2 separate regions of the Homo sapiens genome follow, and region 2 is linked to region 1. A link is an interaction called in ENCODE POLR2A ChIA-PET data of the cell type or tissue named here. Cell type or tissue: PC-9. All regions are shown on one strand. Each heading gives the region's core, and the rest is flanking DNA. Links, peaks and the distances in the headings are about the cores only. Region 1 has its middle 8.6 kb from the start of SLC1A5. Region 2 overlaps ARHGAP35 (Rho GTPase activating protein 35).

What was found. Peaks named below come from ENCODE experiments on the same cell type or tissue, not always from the same donor. Only the 100,000 strongest peaks of a DNase experiment are listed, where the experiment ranks them.
Region 2: POLR2A ChIA-PET joins it to region 1 with 10 read pairs; 6 of 35 experiments call an interaction of 5 or more read pairs at or near these places.

Annotation. Positions count from the first base shown.
Region 1 is chr19:46,793,032-46,801,355 of GRCh38, reverse strand. No RefSeq gene overlaps it. Among named protein-coding and RNA genes, the nearest start is that of SLC1A5, 8.6 kb to the right of the region's middle. In PC-9, for the core only: no CTCF peak of the experiment used is centred there; DNase peaks (open chromatin) are centred at 4,675, 4,985 and 8,005; H3K4me3 peaks cover 631 bases; H3K27ac peaks cover 1,880 bases.
Region 2 is chr19:47,001,914-47,010,237 of GRCh38, reverse strand. ARHGAP35 (Rho GTPase activating protein 35) reads right to left here. Exons shown (of 7, transcript NM_004491.5): 7 at 5,161-8,324. Among named protein-coding and RNA genes, the nearest start is that of NPAS1, 14 kb to the left of the region's middle. RefSeq lists enhancers at 4,233-4,811, 6,285-7,031, 7,032-7,777. In PC-9, for the core only: no CTCF peak of the experiment used is centred there; no DNase peak of the experiment used is centred there.

The sequences.
Region 1 (8,324 bases), core at 102-8,101:
CAGGCTCCTGCCACCACGCTCGGCTAATTTTTTGTATTTTTAGTAGAGAAGGCGTTTCACCACGTTGCCCAGGCTGGTCTGGAACTCCTGGTCTCATGTGATCTGCCCACCTCGGCCTCCCAAAGTGCTGGGATTACAGGTGTGAGCCACCACGCCCGGCCCTGAGTTACAATTGCACCAGGAGCCACTGGGGCCTGCCACCCTGCAGCTGGGGGAGACAGGGCTGAGCCGCCCAGACAGGCCAGCTCTTAAATAAACAATCAGGGAGGTAGGAAGAGAAGGGCAGGGCTGTTCTCCAGTTCCCCAGGCTGGAATGTGCAACGCTCCTGACATCTCCTCCTTTCCTTCCTGTTTCTTTCTCTTTTTTATTTTTAATTTAATTTACTTTTTAATTTTTTTAATTTTTATTTTATTTTATTTATTTATTTTTGAGACGACATTTCGCTCTTGTCACCCAGGCTGGCGTGCAATGGTGTGATCTTGGCTCACTGCATCCTCCACCTCCCGGGTTCAAGTGATTCTCCTGCCTCAGCCTCCTGAGTATCTGGGATTACAGGCGCCCACCACCACATCCGGCTAATTTTTTGTATTTTTAGTAGAGATGAGGTTTCGCCGTCTTGGCCAGGCTAGTCTCAAACTCCTGACCTTAGGTGATCCACCCACCTCCGCCTCCCAAAGTGCTGGGATTAAGGCATGAGCCACTGAGCCCAGCCTTTTTTTTTTTTTTTTTTTGAGATGGAGTCACTTGAACCCACTTCCTGGGTTCAAATGATCCTTCAGCCTCAGCCTCTGGAGTAGCTGGGATTACAGAGGTGAGCCAGTGCTCCCGGTCCTCCTTCCTATTTCTGAAAGCAAAGCATCAACCCACATTCCTGAAGACCCTTCTGTGTGCCTGGCCCCAGGCAGGGCCGTGCTTGGGACACAGTGGAGGTGGAGACAGCCAACCCCCACCCTCAGTCCAATGGAGGTGGCAAACCGTGGTCCCCAGACTTTGACCACTCAGGGTGGCCAGGGCTGGGATTAGGAGTCCAGGGGCCTGGGGGAAGCCTGGGGAGACACGTGACCCAGACTGGTGGACTCAGCAGATTCCTGAGTGGAAATGTGAAGATTCTGGAGAAATGAAGAGAAAAATGTGCGAGGAGGCCGGGCGCGGTGGCTCACGCCTGTAATCCCAGCACTTTGGGAGGCCGAGGCGGGTGGATCACGAGGTTGGGAGATCGAGACCATCCTGACTAACACGGTGAAAACCCATCTCTACTAAAAGTACAAAAATAAAATTAGCCGGGCATGGTGGCGGGCGCCTGTAATCCCAGCTATTCAGGAGGCTGAGGCAGGAGAATCGCTTGAACTTGGCAGGCGGAGCTTGCAGTGAGCCGAGATCGCGCCCCTGTACTCCAGCCTGGGCGACAGAGCAAGACTCCCTCTCAAAAAAAAAAAAAAATGTGTGAGGAAAGGAGTGACGTGGTGAGACTCATGGACCACAGAAGGCTTGGCACACCAGTGTTTCTCAAGTAATTTTGAACTAGAGACACCTGATCCACAACAGGATGTATACATTTCATGTATTTATTTTATGATTATTTATTTTATCTATTTATTTATTTATTTATTTGAGACAGAGTCTCGTTCTGTCGCCCAGACTAGAGTACAGTGGTGTGATCTCAGCTCACTGCAACCTCCGCCTCGCGGGTTCAAGTGATTCTCCTGCTTCAGCCTCCCGAGTAGCTGGGATTTCAGGGGACTGCCACCACACTCGGCTAATTTTTGTATTCATAGTAGAAATGGGGTTTCACCATGTTGGCCAGGCTGGTCTCGAACTCTTGACCTCAAGTGATCTGCCAGCTTTGGCCTCCCAAAGTGCTGGGATTACAGGTGTGAACCACCGTGCCTAGCATATTTATTTTATTTTTAGAGATGGGGTCTCGCTCTGTTGCCCAGGCTGGAATGCAGTGGTGAGATCACTGCAGCCTCCAATTTCTGAGCTCAAGGAATTTAATTTAGAGATGGGGACTTGCTGTGTTGCCCAGGCTGGTCTGAACTCCTAGGCTCAAGGAGTCTTCCCACCTCAGCCTCTCACTAGCAGGGACTTGGGTGCAAGCTACCACACCCTAGCTAGATGTATATTTTACCTGGAATGCAGTATGTGTGCAAATATGTATATAAATTAAGCAAAAATTTCACAAAATAATAATTACTTTTACAATGCACTCTGGTGTGTGTGTGTGTTAAGACTGAAGTTCAGTGGCACAATCGTACCTCACTGCAGCCTCGATCTCCTGGGCTCAGGTGATCCTCCTGCCCCTGCCTCCTGAGTAGGTAGGATTATAGTTGCATGCCACCACACCTATCTATTTTTTTAATGTTTTTGTAGACATGGGGTCTCACTACACTGCCCAGGCTAGAGTGCAGTGGCCCAATCATAGCTCATTGCAGCCTTGATCTCCTGGGTTCAAGCAATCCTCCTGCCTCAGCCTCCCAAGTAGCTAGGTTTTCTTGTCTTTTCAGCCTTTCATATTGAACCCATTGTTTTCTTTGGCCCTACTATACTCACTTCCTAGTGAATCTCCAACCAGTCCCATGAATTTACATACCCTGTATCCATGCATGGCTCCTGTGGTTGGCTGCCTAATAAACCTCAAAGATATCCTGGTCCCTAGAACCTGTGAATATTACTTTAAATGACAACAGAGACTTGGCAGATGTGAGTCAATAAAAGATCTTGAGATGGAGAGATGATCCTGGCCTAACTGGGTGGGCCGTAAATTAATCCCGAGTGCCCTTATAAGAGAGGGGCAGAAGGATATTTGACATAGAAGAGAATGAAGGCAGTGGGATGATGGAAGCAGAGAGATTTGAAGATTCTATGCTGCTGGTTTTGAAGATGGAGGAAAAGGCCATGAGCCGAGGAACACAGATGACCTCGAGAAGCTGGAGAAGGCAAGGATGTAGATTCTCCTCTAGAGCCTCCTAACAGAGCGTGGCCCTGCTAACGCTTTGGTTTCAGCCCAGTGAAACCATTTCGAACTTCACTCTCTGGATTTTTTTTTTTTTTTTTAAGAGAGGGTATTGCTCTGTCACCCAGGCTGGAGTGCCATGATGTGATCTTGGCTCACTGCAGCCTCTGCCTCCTGGGCTCAAATGATCCTCCTGCTTCAGACTCCCAATTAGGTGGGACTACAAGCATGAGCCACCATGCCTGGCTAAGTTTCGCATTTTTGTAGAGACAGGGTTTTGCTATGTTGTCCAGGCTGGAATCTCTGGACTTTTCAGAGAATAAACCCATGTAATTTTAAGCCTCCCACAACCTCCTGGGGTATTTATTAAATGCAGATTCTAGCAGTCCAGGAATCTTTTTTTTTTTTTTTTTTTTTAACAGGATCTTGCTCTGTCACTTAGGCTGGAGTGCTGGAGTGCAGTGGCATGATCTTGACTCACTGCAATCTCTGCCTCCTGTGTTCAAGCAATTCTCCTGCCTCAGTCTCCCAAATAGCTGGGATTATAGGCATGCACCACCACAGCCTGAGTAATTTTTGTATTTTTAGTAGAGATGGGGTTTCACCATATTGGCCAGGCTGGTCTTGAACTCCTGACCTCAGGTGATCCACCTGCCTTGGCCTCCCAAAGTGCTGGGATTACAGGGATGAGGCACTGTGCCTGGCCTGCTTTTTTTTCTTATGTGAAAGGAAAATAAATCTTGGGTCTGTCCCCAAAATCGCTAAGCCAAGGGAAAAGTTAAGCTGGGAACTATGTCAGACAAATCTGCCTCCCATTTTATCCCTAAATAAGATAGCTACAAAGATTAAAAAAAAAAAAAAGCTACATATCTCCCTCACAATTTGCCCACAAGGAAATTCCTTGTGAGCCTCAAGATTTTTACCCTAAAACAGTTCTGTTGAATTTCACCCTGGTCACATAAACTGATAGCTCGTCTTCACAGGTAGAAAGTCATCCCTCTGCTCATTTAAGACTAATGCATATCTGATTGCTTCCTCTGTCCTACTGTTTTTATTTATTTATTTATTTATTTATTTATTTATTTATTTATTTGAGAGGGAGTCTCGCTCTGTCGCCCAGGCTGGAGTGCAGTGGCGCGATCTCAGCTCACTGCAAGCTCCTCCTCCTGGGTTCACGCCATTCTCCTGCCTCAGCTTCCCGAGTAGCTGGGACTTCAGACGCCCGCCACCACGCCTGGCTAATTTTTTGTATTTTTAGTAGAGACGGGGTTTCACCGTGTTAGCCAGGATGGTCTCGATCTCCTGGCCTCGTGATCCGCCCGCCTTGGACTCCCAAAGTGCTGGGATTACAGGCGTGAGCCACCGCTCCCGGCCCCTACAAAAAAATTTAAGAAATTAGCCAGGCATGTTTGCGTGTGCCTATAGTCCTAGCTACTCAGGAGGCTGAAGCAGGAGGATAGCCTGAACCCAGGAGTTTGAGGCTGCAGTGAGCTATGATTGCGCCACTGAACTCCTGGCTGGGCGAGAGAGCAAAACTGTTTCAAGAAAAGAAAAGAAAAGAGAAAAAAGACAAGACAATACAAGACAAGACCTAAAGCCATTTCCTAGGTGGCAAACTGAGGCCAGAAAGGGCCTCTCTGCTCTGTGGGATCCAGCCTCTTCCTGGTCTCTCTCACCCCCTTCCTGGAGCCCCAGGCCTTTTTTTTTTTTTTTTTTTTTTTTTTTTCCAATGATGAAATCAGAATCTGGGTAGGAGGTTTGGCTTAGGGGGAGGAAAGCCGGCTGAGACCAGCTGGTATATTTTCCTCTCTAAGAAGCGGGAGGGCAGGGTGTGAGGCGTTCCAGGCAACATCATCCAAACCCTCAAACCATGCCCTCTTGGCTTAGACCCACCCCACATTCCCTGAAGGGTCTAGGATTCTGGGGTCTCCTGAGTCCTGGAGCCTCCTCCCTCCAACATCCCCCTGTCTGGCACCTCTAGCCCTAGAGTGGGTGGGCAGTGACTAGGCTGAGCCTGGCCTGTGCTCAAGTTGCCCAACTGGCCTGGGCCTCTTGTCCAAACCCTGGGGCGCTGATTACCTGGAGGGCTGCCAGAGCTTCCACACCGCAGCCCGGTCACCAGCTGCTGGGTCCCTCAGGGGCCTCTCAGGCCTCCCTTTGTCCAGTGGTCCCTGGGTCCTCAGGGGAAAAGCTCCCAGCTTGTGAATCTGTGCCCGGGGTATGCACTGGAAGCGATCTCTTTTCTTTTCTCTTTTATTTTATTTTTCGGAGATGGGGTCTCACTCTGTCTCCCACGCTGGAGTGCAGTGGCACGATCTCAGCTCACTGCAACATCCACCTCCTAGGCTCAGGCGATCTTCTCACTACAGCCTCCAGAATAGGTGGGACTACGGGCCTGCGTCACCACGCCCGGCTAATTTTTGTATATTTGGGGGTAGAGACGGGGTTTTGTCATGTTACCCAGGCTGGTCTCGAACTCCTGGACTTGAACTATCCACCTGTCTTGACCTCCCAACGTGGTGGGATTACAGGTGTGAGCTACCGCACTCAGCCTAGAAGAAATCTTTCTTTCTTTTCCGTTCTTTATAATATTTATCTGCAAAAAGTCGTCATAACTTAAAATACCATGGGGTTGTGATTTGCCGGGCACCAACCAAAGCACTCCATACACATGAACTCTGCTCACCCCTCCGTGATCTCCAAGGCAGAAGCTACAGTGATCCCCACTGCACAGCCCGGCAAACTGAGACAGGAGAGTTGAATGATTTGCCCAAGATCTTTCAGCTGCTAAGTGAGATCCAAGGTCAAGATGACAGATTTCAGGGTCCCGGCACCGAACTGTAAAGCCACAGCTTTCCTTCCTGAAAGCAAATCCTTTTAGCAGTTTCTGCAAATTCTTGAATAGTCAATGCATTTAAAAGAGATGCTGTTGGCTGGGCGCGGTGGCTCACACCTGTAATCCCAGCACTTTGGGAGGCTGAGGTGGGTGGATCACCTGAGGTCAGGAGTTTGTGACCAGCCTGACCAACATGGTGAAACCCCATCTCTACTAAAAATACAAAAAAAATTAGCTGGGTCTGGTGGCGGGTGCCTGTAATCCCAGCTACTCTTGAGGCTGAGGCAGGAAAATCACTTGAACCCAGGAGGTGGAGGTTGCAGTGAGGCAAGATTGTGCCATTGCACTCCAGCCTGGGCGACAGAGTGAGACTCTGTCTCAAAAAAATAAATAAATAGAAATAAAAAATTTGCTGGGTGCAGTGGCTCACGCCTGTAATCCCAGCACTTTGGGTGGCTGAGGTGGGCAGATCACAAGGTCAGGAGATCGAGACCATCCTGGCCAACACGGTGAAACCCCGTCTCTACTAAAAATACAAAAATTAGCCGGATATGGTGGCACACGCCTGTAGTCCCAGCTACTTGGGAGGCTGAGGCAGGAGAATCGCTTGAACCTGGGAGACAGAGGTTGCAGTGAGCTGAGATCACGCCATTGCACTCCAGCCTGGGTGACAGGGTGAGACTCTGTCTCAAAAATAAATAAATAAATAAAATAAAATAAAAATAAAAGATTAAAAAAATTAAAAAATAAAACAGATGCTGTGTTCATTTGCTTTTCCCCATTCTATACACACTTTCTCGCACCTTGATTTTCCCCTTTCTATTTTTTTTTTTTTTTTGAGACAGGGTGTCCCTCTGTCACCCAGGCTGGAGTGCAGTGGTGCAATCTCTGCTCACTGCAGCCTCAACCTCCCAGTCTCAAGTGATCCTCCCACCTCATCCTCCTGAGTAGCTGGGACCACAGACGTGCATCACCACGCCCGGTTAATTTTTGTATTCTTTCATAGAGATGAGCTTTCGAAATGTTGCCCAGGCTGGTCTCAAACTCTTTTTTTTTTTTTTTTTTTTTTTTTTTTGAGATGGAGCCTCACTCTGTCGTCTAGGCTGGAGTGCAGTGGTGCAATACCGTCCTCTGGGTTCAAGTGATTCTCTTGCCTCAGCCTCCTGAGTAGCTGGGATTACAGGTACCCACCACCATGCCCAGCTAATTTTTGTGTTTTTAGTGGAGGTGGGGTTTCACCATGTTGGCCAGGCTGGTCTTGAACTCCTGACCTCAAATGATCCACCCACCTCGGCCTCCCAAAGTGCTGGGATTACAGGCATGAGCCATTGTGCCTAGCCTCGAACTCTTGAGCTTAAGCGATCCTCCTGCCTCAGCTTCCCAGGTTGCTGGGATTACAAGTGTGTGCGCCACTGTGCCTGGCCTCCCTCTATACTTTTGTGACCACCTAATTTTTATTTTTTTAGAGACAAGGTCTCACTGTGTTCCCTAGGCTGGAGTGCAGCAGTGGCACGATCACAGCTCACTATAACCTTGAACTCCAGAGCTCAAGTGATCCTCCTGCCTTGGCCTCCAAAAGTGTTCGAATTATAGTTGTGAACCACTGATCCCAGCCTGATTTATTATTGCAATTTACCCTTCATTCATCTAATTCCTCACTTTTCCTAATGCATGCATACATACATATATATTTCCCTCCACAGCACTTTCTGCTTTGTGACAATAAGTTACAAGCCAGATAACCCACTTAGCCTACATGCATATTATGTTTAGTATTTATTGACCGTGTCCTGCTGCTAGAATATCAGTGCTAGCAGAGAAGGGATTTTCATCTGTTTTGCTCGTGTTTTTCTCATCTGTTTTTCTTTGCCTTTTTTTCTTTTCATGCTTTGTCGCCCAGGCTGGAGTGCAGTGGTGCAATCTTGGTTCACTGCAACCTCTGCCTCTTAGGTTCAAGTGATTCTCCTGTCTCAGCCACTCGAGTAGCTGGGATTACGGGTAGGTAGCACCACGCCCCGCTAATTTTTGTATTTTTAGTTGAGATGAGGTTTCACCATGTTGGCCAGGCTGGTTTTGAATTCCTGGCCTTGAGAGATCCACCCACCTCAACCTTCCAAAGTGCTGGGATTCCAGGAGTGAGCCACTGCTCCCGGCTCCTCATCTGTTTTTCTCAGTGTTTGATAAATATTGGCCAGATGAGTCATCACAACGATCCCATGTCAGCTCATGGGCATCCGTCTCCTTCTATTTGATGTCTCTCAGTCTTCTATTCTGTGGATGTGGTTTGTTGAATGAATGAATAAATGAATCACCAAGCGGACAGATGCCTAGCTGAAGAGTGGTTTTCATCCTGAGGGAGGCCACTGGGGCTGTTCAGAGAGTAGGGGTGGCCCAGTTAGATCTGTGCTTTGAAATATTCCAGACTCTTCTGAAGTCTGGGATTTTTTTTTTTTTTTTTTTTTTAGACAGAGTCTTGCTTTATTGCCCAGGCTGGAGTGCAGTGGTGCAATCTTGGCTCACCGTAACCTCTGCCT
Region 2 (8,324 bases), core at 296-8,295, 210 kb before region 1:
TGTCTACTTCTTTCTACACAGACACGGCAACCATCCGATTTCTCAATCTTTTCCCCACCTTTCCCGCCTTTCTATTCCACAAAACCGCCATTGTCATCCTGGCCCGTTCTCAATGAGCTGTTGGGCACACCTCCCAGACAGGGTGGTGGCCGGGCAGAGGGGCTCCTCACTTCCCAGTAGGGGCGGCCGGGCAGAGGCGCCCCTCACCTCCCGGACGGGGCGGCTGGCCGGGCGGGGTGCTGACCCCCCCACCTCCCTCCCGGACGGGGTGGCTGCCGGGCGGAGACGCTCCTCACTTCCCAGACTGGGTGGCTGTCGGGCGGAGAGGCTCCTCACTTCTCAGACGGGGCGGCTGCCGGGCGGAGGGGCTCCTCACTTCTCAGACGGGGCGGCCGGGCAGAGATGCTCCTCACCTCCCAGACCGGGTCGCAGCCGGGCAGAGGTGCTCCTCACATCCCAGACGGGGCGGCGGGGCAGAGGCGCTCCCCACATCTCAGACGATGGGCGGCCGGGCAGAGACGCTCCTCACTTCCTAGATGTGATGGCGGCCGGGAAGAGGTGCTCCTCACTTCCTAGGTGGGATGGCGGCCGGGCGGAGACGCTCCTCACTTTCCAGACTGGGCAGCCAGGCAGAGGGGCTCCTCACATCCCAGACGATGGGCGGCCAGGCAGAGACGCTCCTCACTTCCCAGACGGGGTGGCAGCCGGGCAGAGGCTGCAATCTCGGCACTTTGGGAGGCCAAGGCAGGCGGCTGGGAGGTGGAGGCTGTAGCGAGCCGAGATCACGCCACTGCACTCCAGCCTGGGCACCATTGAGCACTGAGTGAATGAGACTCCGTCTGCAATCCCGGCACCTTGGGAGGCCGAGGCTGGCGGATCACTTGCGGTTAGGGGCTGGAGACCGGCCCGGCCAACACAGCGAAACCCCGTCTCCACCAAAACCAGTCAGGCGTGGCGGCGCGAGCCTGCAATCGCAGGCACTCCGCAGGCTGAGTCAGGAGAATCAGGCAGGGAGGTTGCAGTGAGCTGAGATGGCAGCAGTACTGTCCAGCTTCGGCTCGGCATCAGAGGGAGACCGTGGAAAGAGAGGGAGAGGGAGACCGTGGGGAGAGGGAGAGGGAGACGGAGAGGGAGAGCTCCTAATTTTGTATTTTTAGTAGAGACGGGGTTTCTTCATGTTGCTCAGGCTGTGTCTTGAACTCCCGATCTCAGGTGATCTGCCCGCCTCGGCCTCTCAAAGTCCTGGGATTACAGGCGTGATCCACTGCACCTGGCCCCAAGCTGCTAATTAAAAAAAGAAATGTTTTGTAGAGACAAGGTCTAACTTTGTTGAACAGGCTGTTCTTGAATTCCTGGGCTCAGGTGATCCTCCTCTCTTGGCCTCCCACAGCACTATGATGACAAGTATGAGCCACCATGCTCAGCTCAGAAAGTACTCTGAAAGAACTTATTTTTTTCCTTTGAAAGCACGGAGAGTCTACGGCCATACACCCTGAACCCACTCGATCTCATCTGAAAGCAAAGAGACCCATCTTGGCTGGGGGAGTCAGGGAGGGCTTTCCCTGTGGAGGAGTCTGAGGAGCTGAAATCTGAAGGACCAGGAGAAAGTTAGCAAGGTGGGATGGCCTCAAGGGAGGACAGTCTTGGAGGAGGAGGGGACAATACTGCAAAATGCCCGAGGTGGGCAGGCCCCAGGGGAGTTGGAGTATCTGGACCAGAGTGCAAGGAAAGGCTCCTGGGAGGTGGGCGGGGTCGGGGGTGGGACCCTGTGGAAGAGTTCAGGCTTCCTCTAAGGGCATTGGAGATCCCTGGAGGATGTTACGGGAGGAGACACATGGCTAGATGTGAGATCTGATCTGCCCTCATGGAGATGGGAGTGGGTGAGCATGGAGGGCAGATGTCTTGGTGAGATCAGACAGGGCTGGGGTGCAGGGAGCAGGAAGGGGAGTGTGCTGGAAGGCAAAATGGAACTGGGAGTTGTACCTGGTTGACTGGAAGGGAGAGAGACACCCCAAGGGGGCCCCCAGGGTCTCTCTCTGGCTTGAGGGGGGGATCCTGGGGAATGGACCTGTTTGGAGAAAGGGTCAGGAGTTTGGCTGTGGGTGTGTCACAGTGGAGTCCCCAAGTAGAGTGTCATAGACAGGTGGATATGATGTTTTGCTTGCAGCGGAGGTCTAGGCTGGAGTCACGTGGGAGAGGGTGGTTTACAGATGGGGCAGGTCAAGGGCAAGGTTGAGACCACCGCGTTCGAAAAACCGAATGAAGGCTTACCACGCATAAGGCATCTTGTTGGGCCTCCTGGGGTGGCCTATCTGGGAGCCGCGAAGCTGCCCCCCAAAGCTCTCAACGTGGGTGCTGGTGGTTGTGAGGCTCGTGTTTAGAAAGCACACAAGTCTTGAAGAGCAAGAGCGAGAGAAGGCTGAGCACAGGGGCTCACGCCTGCCCTCCCAGTGCTTTGGGAGGCTGAGGTGGAAGGATTGCTTGAACCCGGGAGGTGGAGGCTGCAGTAAGCTGAGATCACACCACTGCACTCCAGCCTGGGCGACAGAGCAGGACTTTGTCTCAAAAAAAAAAAAAAAAAAAAAAAAAAAAAAGTCCGGGCATGGAGGCTCATGCCTGTAATCCTGTAATCCCAGCGTTTTGGGAGGCCGAGGCGGGTGGATCACGAGGTCAAGAGATCAAGACCATCCTGGCTAACATGGTGAAACCCCATCTCTACTAAAAATACAAAAATTAGCTGGGCATGGTGGCGGCACCTGTAATCCCAGCTACTCGGGAGGCTGAGGCAGGAGAATCACTTGAATCCAGGAGGCAGAGGTTGCAGTGATCCGAGATCGCGCCATCACACTCCAGCCTGGGCAACAGAGGGAGACTCCGTCTAAAAAAAAAAAAAAGACACTCCTTGGCCAGTCAGCACCCAGAGCCCACTGCCTATCTGGTTCTGGTCTCTCCCTCAACCCAGCTTAGCACAGAGCGGGGCCCCCAGATGGCTCAGCCTTTGCCCAAAGAAGGGAGGAACAGGCCGGGCATGGTGGCTCATGCCTGTCATCCCAGTGCTTTGGGAGGTCGAGGCAGGAGGATCGCTTGAACCCAGGAGCTCAAGACCAGCTTGAGCAATAGAGCGAGATCCCATCTCTGAAAAAAAAAAAAAAAAAAAAAAAAAAGCCAGATGTGGTAGCATGTGCCTCTGTAGTCCCAGCTACTTGGAGGCTGAGGTGGGAGGATTGCTTCAGCCTGCGAGTTCAAGGCTGAAGTGAGCCGTGTTTGTGCCACTGCATTCCAGCCTGGACAACAGACTAAGAAAAGGAAAAAAAAAAATAGAGAAGACAGGTTTCTGTCAGCACACATTGAGTACCAACTGCACACCAGGAGGATGTAGAGATTTAATTCAAAAAAACAAAGGAGAAACCCTGGAGCGCTCACGGGGAGTGACATAAACCCCCAGCAGGTAAATCCCAGCTGCAGGGTGAATCCGTGAGTGGAGAGGGTCAGGGATGTTTCTGGAGAAAGACTGGCTTTGAAGAACAGGGTAGGATCTGATGGGCAGGCTAGAGGTTTGGGGAAGGGTGGATGGAAGGAATTTCAGGCAGAGGGAAGTGCTCAAAGCAAGGATCTGGAAGCAGAAAGCAGCCAGCTGCACTCAAAAGAATGAGACTCGGCCAGGCGAGGTGGCTCACGCCTCTAATCCCAGCACTTTGGGAGGCTGAGGTGGGCGGATCACCTGAGGCCAGGAGTTCGAGACCAGCCTGGCCAACATGGAGAAATCCCGTCTCTACTAAAAATATAAAATTAGCCAGGTGTGGTGGTGCATGCCTGTAATCCCAGCTACTCAGGAGGCTGAGGCAGGAAAATCCCTTGAACCGGGGAGGCGGAGGTTGTAGTGAGCCTAGATCGAGCCACTGCACTCCAGCCTGGGCAACAAGAGCAAAACTCTGTCAAAAAAAAAAAAAAAAAAAAAAAAAAAAAAAAAGACTAATTTTGACTGATGTTGGGGAGTTGGGTTAGAGGAGTGGGAGAGAAGAGCAGGATGGATCCAGACAGAGCGTGGGGTTCTGCATGGATGCCAAGGAGCCTGGGCTATGGTCAGTAGGCATCTCCGTTTGTTTGCCTGCCTGGCTGAGGCAGTGGCAAACAGACGTCATCTCTGGTGCCAGCCCCTATTGATTGGCAGTGGCTGCCTGGAGAGGGGTGTGGCAGAGTGCGGTGATCAGCTAGCCATGTCTGCTATGGGCACAGGCAGGGAAGGATGCATCTTGTATGCTGAATAGTTCACTCTTCTGCCATGAATATTGAGGGCAGGGGGGCCATTCAGTGTGTGGGGGTGTCTATCAGAGTCTAGTGAGCTTGAATTCAGGTCTAGGCTAGAATGGAGGCAGAGGGAACAGCAGAGTCACGCTCAAGTGACATTTGGGATCTTAGAAGCAGTCAGGGGTAAGTAAGGAGGGGGCCAAGGATAGAGCAAACTTGAGCCTGGGAGACTGGAAAGAGGAAGATATTCCTAACGAGAGTTTTTTAGGGGGTGAGCAGAGAGGAGGTGTTTTTGGTGGCAAGGCTTCTTTGGGAAGCAGCCCACCTCCGTCCCTGGAGGTGCTGTCCTGGATGACGGTGGTGACGGTGGCTAACTCTGGCATAGAGCCTGGGTCTCTGACCCCAGGGCCAGCACCAGGGAGTGAGTGTGACCTTAGGCTCTCCCCTCTCAGAACTTCAGCCCTGACCCCTCCCTTGAGAAGGGTCTGAGGTCGGCCACCTCCTGGCCACAAGCCTGCTCATGACCCTGCCCCTGGAACTCACCCAGGAAGTGAACAGGGGCATCTGACTCCCGGTACCACCCGCGTGGCCTCAGGCCGGAGGGGAGTGGGAAGGAAGGTCAGGAGCGGCACCTCTGGCATCCCCTCCCCACGCCTGCCTGCAGCTCCTGCGGCCATGGGGGTTTGTGGGAGGCACTTTAGGTGATGCTGAGAAACCACAGGAATGACGCGGCCTTCTGGGAAGCTGTGCTGGAGAGGAAAGCAGGTGAGAGCCGGGAGGGGGGGCTCGTGCTGGCCGAGGCCTCTCCTGTGGGAGCCTCCTGCTTCCCCCCCCGGGCGCCTAAGCCTGTGAAACCCTGGTGTGTGCTGCACTGGCCCGGTAAGGAGGAGGCCCCCCTTCACTTCTCTCAGGTTTGGTTTTTTACAAGATTCATTTATTAACTATGATACAGATCACATAAGGCCTTTTGTTTTTTACACCATTCCCATTGAGACAAGTACAATACTTTGTAGCAAATACATGATTTTAAAAAACAAAACCAAACAAAAACACCTCAGTCAGAGATGCCTCAGCCTTCATTGAGGGCTGACCATGCACTAATCAGGTTGGAGCCTCAAAAAACCCACGATGTGTTTTTAAAAAAAAGTCTGGAAATTAAGCAAACATTCCTAACACCAGCTAGACGATGTTCCGGTTAAAGCCCCTAAAATACAAAGAAATAATTGTTATACTTTCTTTACATACAGGTCTTCACTTTTGCTGCGAAACAGAATTTTGGGCACACAGCCAGACTACTAACACATTTCAATACCATTAATATGTTTTGTTTTTTCTCAGAAACTCAAAATATTTGTTAATTCAACATATATAAAGATCATTTAACATGTGAAAATACAAGTACCAGAAAAATAAGCTGGCAGCAGCACTATTCCAAATTTTCAAACAAGTTTTATTTCCATACAATTCTGACATTTCCGTTTTTTTGTTTTTTTCTTAAATGTACACAGGGAACATGATTCTTTTTATGCAAACAATAACTTAGGCCTGTAGCATCGCTGCCGGCTCCGCCACGGGAGGGCTGGGGGAGGCCAGCCCAGGTCAGCAGTGGCCGAGGTGACAGACCGCCTCCTGCTCTGTCCCCCGCGCGCGCCGCGCATTGGCCACGCTGCACCGACCGCACCGCGGCCGCGCCCCCACCGGACCCGCGACAGAAACTGCCCCCTTCCTGGGCCACTTTCTGACCTGGACACAGACGATGTCCTCCGAGGGAGGGAGCCCACCCCCGTTACACCTCAGAGCCACGAAGCCGGCGCCCGCTCCCTGCCGCAGCTTCCCCGGATCCCTGCGCTGCCCTCGGGAAAGCAGCGACTCAACCAGACCCAGCCCCCCGCGCGGCAGGGGCCCTCCTGGCCACCGCACCCTACTTTTTCTAGCCGGCGCCCCCAAAGCAGTGGCTTCTCATAGGAAAGGATGGGAGGGGGGCGCAGCTGAGGTGACTCTTGATGACAAGTCACTGCAGCTGGCCTGCTGTGAAGTTTTGTGTGTGTGTGTGTGTGTGTGTGTGTGTGTGCGTGTCCAGAATGCCTGGTGGCCTGCGGGGGTCTTTACCAAGGGGATGCTGGCTTGACCCAGGCCTCCTTTCCCTAAGAGCAGCAGGAGCTGAGTGAGGCACAGGGATGCCCCCATCCCCTTCTGGCCAGCGAGCTGCTCCTATGATGTCACCCTCTGTCCACCGTGACAAAGACAGACACATCCTGCAGAAGAATCTGGGTCGCAGCAGGTGCCCTGCCTCCAGCAGGAAGCAAAACCAAGGCGGTGGAGGCAGGAGAGCACGGAGACAGACGCCCCGAAGCTCTCTCCCTGTTCCTCCCCAAACGCTAGGCGATGGGAAAGACGGGGACAATGCAGAGTAAATGTGTGCCGTGACACCCAGTATGCGACACAAGCCAAGAATTCTAAGTGGATTCACGAGCCACGCCACCCAGCCTTGGGTCTTCCCTCTTCAGCCGTCAGAGCCAGGATCAGTCTCTGGCTTTGCACCAAGGGCTGCTGTCCCCTCACACGGTGTCTGCGCTCTCGCTGGGCAGGGGTGGCTGCCCCACGTCCCCATTCTGGACAAGCCAACGCCCTCCCACCCAGTGCTGAGAGCTGCATGCGAGTCCCATGAGCACCCTCTGTGCACACACCTTCCAGAACTTAGAGCCCCAACAAAAGCGGGAGTGGGGGCAGCATGGTCCCAACAATCCCCAGGGACGCTCCTCTGTGGCTCCCATGCAAGTGCCCATTTGGGCTGCACGCTTCCCTGACCGGACGCTGAAGGCCGGCCTGCCACGACTGGCCATGCCCCTCAAACGACCGAGATGTCCTCTAGTCCCTCAGCCCGGAGCAGCAGATGAGAGGCTGAAGTTAGCGGGGGAAACAAGAGGAACCCTGTGGCTTCCTGTGCATGGGGGCTCCCTTTGGACATAAGCTGCCACAGTCCCTGCCTGCCCACCTTGGCTGACAAGGCGCTGCATTGGGAGTGCCCCAGACCTAGTTTCAGGTACTTCTGTGAGGAGAGGGGTAGAGAGCCCAGGTGCTCCTCCTCACCACCCCCTCCACACTCCTGGGGAAGTCACTGGCCGCACATACATCTGTGGAATCGGGCCAGGTGGCTTGGGACGTGGCTTTTGTGCTCACACAAAAGAGGTGGCAGTGTTAGCTCAAGCAGTGAGGGGGACTGGGCTGCTTTTGCCTGCGTTCACACAGGGACGGCCCAGGGCACCACCATGCTTTCCCTCCACCCCCAATTACGTGAGGAGCTGACCAGGTGAGCATAACCTCGAAAAGGGGGCGGGGTCAGTAAATGGGGCCGTTTCCTCATCTGCTGGGGTCCAGGGCTGGGGGAGTTTGGGAACGTTTCTGCCAACCTCAGCTAAAACGAAACACAGATGTCACCTTCCAGCCAACCCTGGGCCTACAGGGCCAGGCACAGCTCCACCAGAAGAGACAAAAATTCATCATCCAACATTCACAGAAAACACGCCTGAACCCTGGGTTTGTTCTCCGATTTGTGTTCCTCAAAAGGCGGTAAAACTTGCAAGGTTAGGTGTTTCCAAGCACCTTCGTTGGCCATTGAGAACTGGAGACAGTGAGCCAGCCGTCCCCAGAGGGAGCTCGGGAGCCGAAGGGCCACTCCCGTCTCCAACCACTGCAGGCGGGCACGGGCAGGGCAGCTGCAGACGCCCGGGAAAGGTGTCCATCAGGCCCCCTGGAATACACCACAGATCCTATTTCTTAAAGTGCAACGAGCCCCAAGGGCTGTCTGGCATGGGGCCCTCTGCACCCCACTAGCTCTCGCCTGGGGGGTGCCTAGTGTCAGGCTTCCTGGCCGCAGAGGCCACAGCCCAGCCATGCAAGTTTGAGGTGCTGGGGGGCAGAGGTGGCCAGGAGAAGAGCTTTTCCTGGGGCAGTGGGAAGGCTGGGCTAGGGTGGTGGTGGATGATATGCAGGCACAGCGCCTCTGGGTCAGCGAAGACCAGGAAGGATGCCCCTTCGAGGGCACCAGCAGACCGCCATTCCTTCAAAGTGCCCCA